Linked DNA regions of Homo sapiens: region 1 is linked to region 2. Evidence: chromatin contacts called from ENCODE Hi-C or POLR2A ChIA-PET data. All regions are on one chromosome and are shown on one strand. Each heading gives the region's core, a stretch centred on a gene start or an enhancer-like site at or near the end of the contact. The rest is flanking DNA. Distances are from core to core; before and after follow the strand shown.

What was found. A loop is a pair of places that touch in the nucleus more often than their neighbours do. ChIA-PET counts read pairs that join two places held with the same protein, here RNA polymerase II (POLR2A). Pooled maps may share reads with other maps.
Region 1: a pooled map shows a loop between it and region 2 (4-fold over the local background). The contact joins two enhancer-like sites. A Hi-C loop is called at or near these places in 2 of 50 pooled maps. POLR2A ChIA-PET finds 5 or more read pairs at or near these places in 5 of 52 experiments (activated CD4-positive, alpha-beta T cell, activated CD8-positive, alpha-beta memory T cell, activated T-cell and 1 more).

What each region holds. Positions count from the first base shown.
Region 1 is chr10:15,252,572-15,256,966 of GRCh38, forward strand. It overlaps FAM171A1 (family with sequence similarity 171 member A1), which reads right to left. Exons shown (of 8, transcript NM_001010924.2): 4 at 2,150-2,308. Among named protein-coding and RNA genes, the nearest start is that of FAM171A1-AS1, 46 kb to the left of the region's middle. RefSeq lists an enhancer at 3,143-3,786. Within about 2 kb of position 1,505, at least 5 of the 41 ENCODE cell types and tissues checked have a DNase peak (open chromatin) inside an H3K27ac peak, as active enhancers do.
Region 2 is chr10:15,121,574-15,125,828 of GRCh38, forward strand. All of the region lies in intron 8 of NMT2 (N-myristoyltransferase 2), which reads right to left. Among named protein-coding and RNA genes, the nearest start is that of RPP38, 26 kb to the left of the region's middle. RefSeq lists enhancers at 1,303-1,482, 2,389-2,528. Within about 2 kb of position 2,283, at least 4 of the 41 ENCODE cell types and tissues checked have a DNase peak (open chromatin) inside an H3K27ac peak, as active enhancers do.

The DNA.
Region 1 (4,395 bases), core at 255-2,754, 130 kb after region 2:
GTGAGTTACTGAGGTGTCTGTGCTCAAGGGAGCCCAGGTTCCAAGTCCCCGAGGGCGCGTGTGAATTCACTATGGGTGGATGCCTTCGCTGCTAGGTCTCCAAGAAAGCCTAGTCATTTCTAGGTCAAGTCATCCATTCTTTCCGTGGAAGAGAAATTTCATGTCACATTGCAAAGACCTCTCTTCCCTTTGAAATCACGGAATGATCTTAAAATAGGACAAACTCCTCTAAAATCAATAGTTCTGTGTCTTAGTGTTCGTTTTCCCCCATTTTCTCAGACTGCATAATTTATTCAAGAGCTACTGGAAGTGGGGCACAGAAAAATTTAATGAGTCCCGAGCACGGAGGCTGTCCCTCCAAGTTAGGGTTTTGTGGATCGTGCACCATTTTGTCCGGGAGGCTGGATGCTGGCTATGATATTTTAAAACTTTGTTTTTTTGTTTTTTTTTGAGACAGAGTTTAGATCTGTTGCTCAGGCTGGAGTGCAGTGGCACGATCTTGGCTCACTGCAACCTCCACCTTCTGGGTTCAAGCGATTCTCCTGCCTCAGCTTCCTGAGTAGCTAGAACTACAGGCACCTGCCACCACACCCAGCTAATTTTTGTATTTTTAGTAGACGCAGCATTTCATCATGTTGGCCAGGCTGGTCTCAAACTTCTGACCTCAAATGATCCACCCACCTCGGCCTCCCAAAGTGCTGGGATTACAGGCATGAGCCACCGCACCCAGCCTTAAACCACTTCTTCATGCTCCCCAAAACAAGACTTTTCTCCCAGACCGGCACATTTCAAGTAATAGTCAACATTTTTTTTTCCTAATAATGTTTACTTAAGATGACTGCTATGCCATCTTTCTGATGACCAAGTACTGACATATTTACTGACAAGTTAATCACATCCTCATCAGCACACAAAAATTAAAGAAGAAACGTTTTGGAAAACAGAGAGAAGAAAAATGAGTAACAAATCACCATGTTGCCTTTATGTATAACCAGAAACTTATTAATATGCTACAAAATGGATCAAATGTTTCAGGTTTAAAAGCTTTTTCAGAATAATCAGTTTATGTAAAGCACTGGAAAATTAAGTGAAATTCAAGCCAAGTATCCCTGGGAAATGCAGTGAGTTACTCTCCTAGCAGAATGCAACTCAGAACAGCCTTTGATTTAAAATTTTAATGCTGTGATTAGTTTAAAGTGTGGGGGAAAGGAAAGTGGGGTAGACAAGAAAATAATTCAGGACTCCAGAATCCTGACACCTCTTCCACCAGGAGGAGTGGGGACCATTCCAGTGCAAAGGGGTCCAGAGAATGGTGCAGTTGGACACAAACAGAGGTGGAAGGTACCCGTCTTGGGTCTTTCTCTGATAAGGAATTATCACTTATTTTCTGGTGGATGGCTTTTAGTTTCTCTGATCTTTTAGCTGTGGCATGCCAGAATAGTGGTACTGACCCAGCTGACTTAGAGACCTGCCAGGAGAGGGCGGATTCTAAAGCAAATTCAAAGCCTGGCCACTCTATGCCCAGTTGAGGACAGAGAGAGCAAGTGCAGAGAAAGAAACGATGTGGGAAAGAGCTGGGTGGACACAGATGGCAGAGGGCGGAGGCTCCCCATCCTAAGTGGTCCCCATGCCGGTGGGGCATGGAGCCAAGGTATGCCTGTCTCTGAGTTGGACCAAGCACCACCTCTTCCCCTCCTGGCTGCAGCATAGGTGGGTGGGGTGGTAAGTCTCTACCAGCCCCACCCACCCACAGGCTACCCTCTCAAATGGGGGCTCGTGGGACGAGGCAGAGGGCAGCTGGGCCAAAAACCCTAAGTCTAATCTTATACTTAAAAAAATTGCAATTTCAATAAGAATTTCTCTGAATTGAATATATTTAGTCCACCAAAGGAGAGCTCAGAGAAGGTGCTTAAGGCAACTGGTAACAGAAGAAAAGCTCAAGGAGACCAATGTGCTAACATGTAATTCTGCAGGGCTCGTACCGACGTAACACAGTTTCAAAGCACTTGAACTTGTACCAAGAATTCCCCTTCTGCACCTTCAGTGCCTTTCTCCCACATAGTGCTAAAACTCCCAATCATACCTAAAATCCACATGTAAAGACTAAAACACAGTAACTCCCACTGAAAAGAGAAAAGACTCCAATTACCTGTTCCATTTCCGTCTAATCCTCGCAAATAAGGAAAACTGTCCACCTCCGAAGGGGAGCTGGCGGCCGTGAGAAACGCGGTCAGGTCACTGTAGCTGGTGTTCTCAGGCAACCTCAGAGCCCTTCTCTGGAAATGAACGCGAGGCTGTGGCCGGGCACCTGCAGAGATTAACCTCCGAGTTATCTCCCCCAGGAGCAGTTTCTGTTTTTAGAAAATGCAAAACCAGGAAGTGCCTCTCTAAGGTTTCAGCACGCCTCCCCCACCCTGCTCCCTCTCACAAGGCCTCCCTTCCCCCATTCATGCAGGACACAGAGATGTGACAACATGCTATTATGGGGAGAGAAATAATAGCCCATTGTCACATTTGTTTTGACACAGGATGTTATTTAGGTTTTTAACAAAAAGCTTTTTCCAAGTTCCATGTGCAAGCAGTCTTGTCACTGCCCAGCATTTGCCTGTGGATCTGGGTAGCATTTTGGGAAACTCCATGTAAATGAAACAAGTAGATGACTATTAATCTCTTTACTCAAACAATGTAAGAGATACTCTTTGATACCGCTGCAAACCCGTCTTTAATCTCCCTGGAAAAATCTGGTTTAATGCCATGAACCAAATTGAAGGAGGGCAAGGGAATTAACAGTGCAACCTTGAAAAGAATTGCAAACAATACCCCAGCGGCAATGAATCTTCTCTTTCTGTGGGAGCTGCCATTTGTCATCATCCAGTCTATTCTGGAGGCGTGCTTCCTACTTGTGATGGATTATGTCACAGAATTTAGGATGAGACTTTTGAAATGATGCAAAATGATGCTTCTTCACCAAACTCAACTCCTTTGTGTAGGAGGACAGGTTGGGCTGACAGGCCCTAGACAGTTGGTTGTGCCGTCCTCTGCAGCTTAACTTTGCTCCAAATTTTCTTTTTCTTTTCTTCTTCTTTTTTTTTTTTGAGATGGAGTTTTGCTCTTGTCGCCCAGGCTGGAGTGCAGCGGTGTGATCTCAACTCCCTGCAACCTCTGCCTCCCGTTCAAGCGATTCCCCTGCCTCAGTCTCCCAAGTAGCTGGGATTACAGGTGCCCGCCACCACACCCAGCTAATTTTTGTATTTTTAGTAGAGGCAGGGTTTCACCATGTTGGCCAGGCTGGTCTTGAACTCCTGACCTCAGGTGATCCACCCGCCTCAGCCTCCCAAAGTGTTGGGATTACAGGTGTGAGCCACCGCGCCTGGCCCAGATGTTGTTTTGATCATAAAACCTGAACTGGTTTTTACCTAATGCTGCGGTGATATTCACCAGACGTAAAGGTGCTAGGTAATTTTGTGCAAACCTGGCAAAAGCATTGTTAAGAGAAAAACTGTAGATCCAACCCCAGGCTTGAGGCAGACCACATTCCACCTGTGCTTTGCTGAGGGTTCCTTCTCCCGGCCCCCTGCTGTCCTGCTTCAACAGCTCTGCACGGAGCTGGTGGGCTTTATCTCCACTCCAGGGTTCCTTTTAACTCTGGATCAAAGAACTTGTAAGGAGTGAAGAAGCCTGTCTAGACGTGTTCTAGAAAAAGGGAGTTTTAGAGCTCCAAGAATCCACTAGCCCAAGTCTCTCTTCTTAAAGGTGAAGTCACTGAGGTCCAAAGGACTTATGTCGGGGGCAGCCTGTCTTGGCTACACACTGCCTAACTGGCAGGGAGTCACAATGCTCCCTCTTCCTTTTAAAAACTAGCAGGTAGACTTCTCCAGGGGCTGGTTCTCCACTCTGTGAAATCCAGGCCCAGGTTTAGAGCCCAGCGAGCAGGTGCCCAAAATCATGAGAGTCCTATCTAACTCCGGTCATCTCTGCTGAAACTAAACAGACACAGACATTAGTCTAGCTCCAGACCATCGATTCCCCTTCTTCATCCCTAAAACAAACCCACAGCGACACACCAGCCTCTGGGGATCTGGGTATTTTAACATTATTGTATTCTTCTTAGTCTGGTCTTATTTTCCCTCGATGTTACAGAATACCGATGTCTTACTCCTGCCACCTCCTTGGTCTGTGGAGAGTTCAAATTCCTCGGGGGTCCCACAAACGCTCTGTGTCCTGCCAGGGGCAGTCTGTTTCTCATCCCTTCTCCCCCTTGCCCACACACATGGCGCACAGCTTGCTTTTCTTCTCCCTTTCCACGCTGCCCTCCAGGATGGAAGGTCAAAGCCAGCATTCTTTCTCATCTCCTCACTCCGGATGATATAACAACATTCATTGCTTCTGGTATTT
Region 2 (4,255 bases), core at 1,033-3,532:
CCAGGCTGGTCTCGAATGCCTGACCTCAGGTGATCTGCCCACCTCGGCCTCCCAAAGTGCTGGGATTACAGGTGTGAGCCACCACACTAGGCCAAGGAAAATAGGTTTTCTCTTGAGTGCCAGCTGTCATCAACTATTAGCTGTGCTGGGGTTTCTAAGCTTCAGTGACACACAGTGCTGATTGATTATCGATTAGCTGGGGGAAAGGGGAATGGGAGGTGCATGCTCTGTATTTATACACCAACAGTCCTCAGCTGAATATTTACTATAAGCCATTCTATTATGATGATGTCATGTCTAAAGCACTTCAGCTAAAATGCCATTTAATAATCTAAATTTAGAGAATTTAAGTCCTTCACATTTAACAGGCAATGCATACCTTTAGTCTTTTAGTACCTCTCAAAACCAATGAGTCAGAAATGTCCAGATCTCCACTGGAAATAAATAAGCACTTCTAAATGCTAGTGGGAAGACCAAAACCATATAAAATATATATCATAGTCATTTAAAAAATTAGTTTCTGCTATGAGGCAGACTTAGCTTGATAAATTTCAAATAGCCTTTCTCAATATCAGAATTTTTTTTCTTTTGTTACTGGTTCAGTAACAATCAACAATATCAAGCAATTAGATGAATTAATGAAAGCCACAGGATATATGATATCTGTTAATAGAGAACATTCAGAAATGAAAAAAAAATTTGCCAACTTCCTTCTAGAGCAAAACATTCTTCTGGAGCACAATTCTCATTCATTGAATATCCAACTGTGAAACCACTAAAGGAACTGCCCAGCAGATCGCCTTAAAGCAGCAGTTCTCAAATATTTTGGTCTTGGGACCCTTTTACACTCTTTTTTTTTTTTGAGATGGAGTCTTACTCTGTCGCCCAGGCTGGAGTGCAGTGGTGTGATCTCAGCTCACTGCAACCTCTGCTTCCCGGGTTCAAGTGATTTGATCCTGCCTCAGCTTCCCAAGTAGCTAGGATTACAAGCACGTGCCACCACGCCCAGCTAATTTTTTGTATTTTTAGTAGAGATGCAGTTTTATCGTACTAGCCAGGATGGTCTCGATCTCCTGACCTTGTGATCTGCCCACCTCGGTCTCCCAAAGTGCTGGGATTACAGGCATGGGCCACTGCACCTGGCCTACGCTGTTAATAATGATTGAGTACCTCCAAAGAGCTTTGCTTATGTGGGTTATGCATATCCACACTTATCGCATTAGAAATCAAAACTGAGAACATTTTTAAACAAAAGACTACAGAAATACACATGCCACATGGCCTCTGGAAGACTTCACAGTATACTCAGACGAGAATGAAAGTGAAAAAATTACATACTAGTGTTATTATGAAAATAGTTAAAAAAAAAAAATGACTGCATAGATTCAAAGATCTTGGGGGACTTCCAGAGGTCCCTGGGCCACACTTTGAGAACTGCTATCTTAGGTCTCTAAAGGTTAGAAAAATAAGTAGCAGAATTTAGACAAGCAATATGTTGCCTAAATTCAGGTAAAAAGTATCATAAGTTTGGCAACTTATAAGCATTTTGAACAAATTTTTATAGAAGCATTAAAGCATAAGAGCACACCAGGATGTACCAGCTATAAAAAACAGAAAGTCCTAGAAAACAGGGTAAGAATATTTACATTTGCTGACTAATAGCTAAAATAATCTGTGTAAGAATGAAATACTGCCAGGCACGGTGGCTCACACCTGTAATCTCAGCACTTTGGGAGGCTGAGGCAGGCGGATCACAAGGTCAAGAGATCGAGACCATCCTGGCCAACATGGACTAAAATACAAAAATTAGCTGGGTGTGGTGGCACGTGGCTGTAGTCCCAGCTACTCAGGAGGCTGAGGCAGGAGAATTGCTTGCATCCAGGAGGCGGGGGTTGCAGTGAGCCAAGATCGCATCACTGCACTCCAGCCTGGCGACAAAGCGAGACTTCGTCTCACAGAAAAAAAAAAAAAAAAAAAAAAAAGAAATAACTTTTGAAAAGCAAAACAAACACTCAAATTATAACTATTGTCCTCAGAAAGAACCAGGAAGGCTATTGGGCTTACATTAAAATGGCTAGCTTCCGTATAATGGAATAGTGAAGCGGTCATGTTTTCTGAGAGTTCAATAAAATGCAGAGAATCATTTCCAGTAAATAAGAAAAATCTCAGTTTCATAAGCAAACTCTGTATCTGAATCAGATATCCTTTCCCATGGCCCAACTAATATGCATGATTCATGGGCCTCTACGTAGATTGAAATCTGTGTAAAATCTGCTTATAAGTACATAAGGAAATGAAGCTCAGAGCTCTATTAAAAAACAGTAGTGTTGTTATCTGTCAAGTTGTGGTACAAACCGTTTGAGAGCCAAGATTCCAGAGAAGAGATGTAAGCAATGATTATGGTTATTTATATGATTCAAAAAGGAGCAAACAGAATGCTAACCACTAAAAAAACCATCTAATGCCACTAAATATAGAACACCTTATATGCCTCGACATGTCTAAGCAAGCACACCCTCCTTGCAGCACAGTGCTAAGACCTTAGTGGATCATTCTCTGACTTCTGCTTTTTATCAACATCAAATTACCTTTCAGCTCATTGACACAGATGCGCAAAATCGAACTTGGAAATACTCAACACCAGATCAAAAAAACAAAACAAAATAAAATCTCCCCAAACACTGAAAGGGTAGGGAGGCATCGTAAGGCGTGTTTCTTGGGGAAACCTTAGTATTTTAGGTAACAGTTGTGAATGGCGCAGGCCCTGCGACAGCTCTGCTTCTGGCCAGCAGACTCTGAGCAAGTCAATCTGTGTTCTCATGGCCCCTTCTGTGCTATGGGGATAAGGACCCATCCTCCTGTGGCTGTTGTGATTAGTAAATGAGACTACGGCTGTTAAATGTCGAGCATAACGCCGGCCACAATAAATGTTAGCTCCTATATTCAAAAGTCCATGAAAAAGACAGAAAGCTGGCACTCCTACAAGCAAAAAGAGTAACAATGAAGCAGAAAATGAGATTGATCTATACAGCAAAAGCTGTATTCCATAAGTTTGCTTTTACGCTGAATGGTACAAAAATGTTCTTAAATAACTTGACTGCTAGCAGTGGTATCACCCATCTGGGCCCATAGGAGAGGAAGGGGCATCCGGTGTATGCAGTTCTGTCCAGTTTAACTCAAGAGGCAGACACCCAAGGGACTGCTGCCAGCACCTTCCAATTTCATAATATCTGTACTTTAATCTCTCTTTTATTCTATTAATTTACTCTTTATTTTCCTTTCCTTTCCTATGACTTAAAAGGGGGAAAGGAGACTGGGGCAAGCCAATGAGAACTGTTTGCATCTTGACAATCGTCCTTTTCTGCCTTGATTTATGCTGTACTCACAGTGAGACATTCAGTGGGGCTGAGCCATGGTGTCCCCATAGTGGGTAATGTTAGAGGGGATGGCAGAGGCAGAGGGAGCTAACAGGGAAACATGGAGGTCTGGGGCCTGCATCCCAAGCCCTCCACTTGGTGATATTAACACATCCTCGCCTAAGTGCCAACTGTCACATACCTCAGTTTCTTCATCTGTAAAATGGGGATAAGAAGTACTAACTTCAAAAGGTTGCTGTGAGAATAAATTGAATAATGTATTTGAAAGCACTTCATAACCTTCAATTTATGGGTGGGGGAAAGGCAGTCACTATCACAGCACGACTGGAACAGGACTGCTACCAGGAACCCAGGTTCACTGGAAGTAAGATGCCACAGTCTGGTTTCATAATACACGCCTATACCCAGGAGAAGATTGACTCTTGTACAAAAATATTAAGGCTGATGAATGGAGTCAAGTCAAAAATAGCTTTAGCACTTTAAGAAAATCATTGTGAGTAAACCAATGGTATGTGCTAAAACTCCTTATTCTTCACTCCATTGTAGGCAACCTACATGTAAGTGTGTCTTTTCCTTGTACATAAGCTAGGCTGCTTGAGGTTCAAGAAACTGAAATTTGGAGAGACCAAAGTGGAACAGCATTTGCCCATAGTGAAAAAAAGAGGCATTTTTGAAGTTTGTATGTATGTATGTATGTATGTACGTATGTATTTAGTTATTTATTTAGTTATTTATGAGATGGAGTCTCGCTCTGTGGCCAGGCTGGAGTGCAATGGCGTGATCTCAGCTCACTGCAACCTGTGCCTCCTAGGTTCAAGCGATTCTCCTGCCTCAGCCTCCCTAGTAGCTGGGACTACAGCCATGTGCCACCATCCACA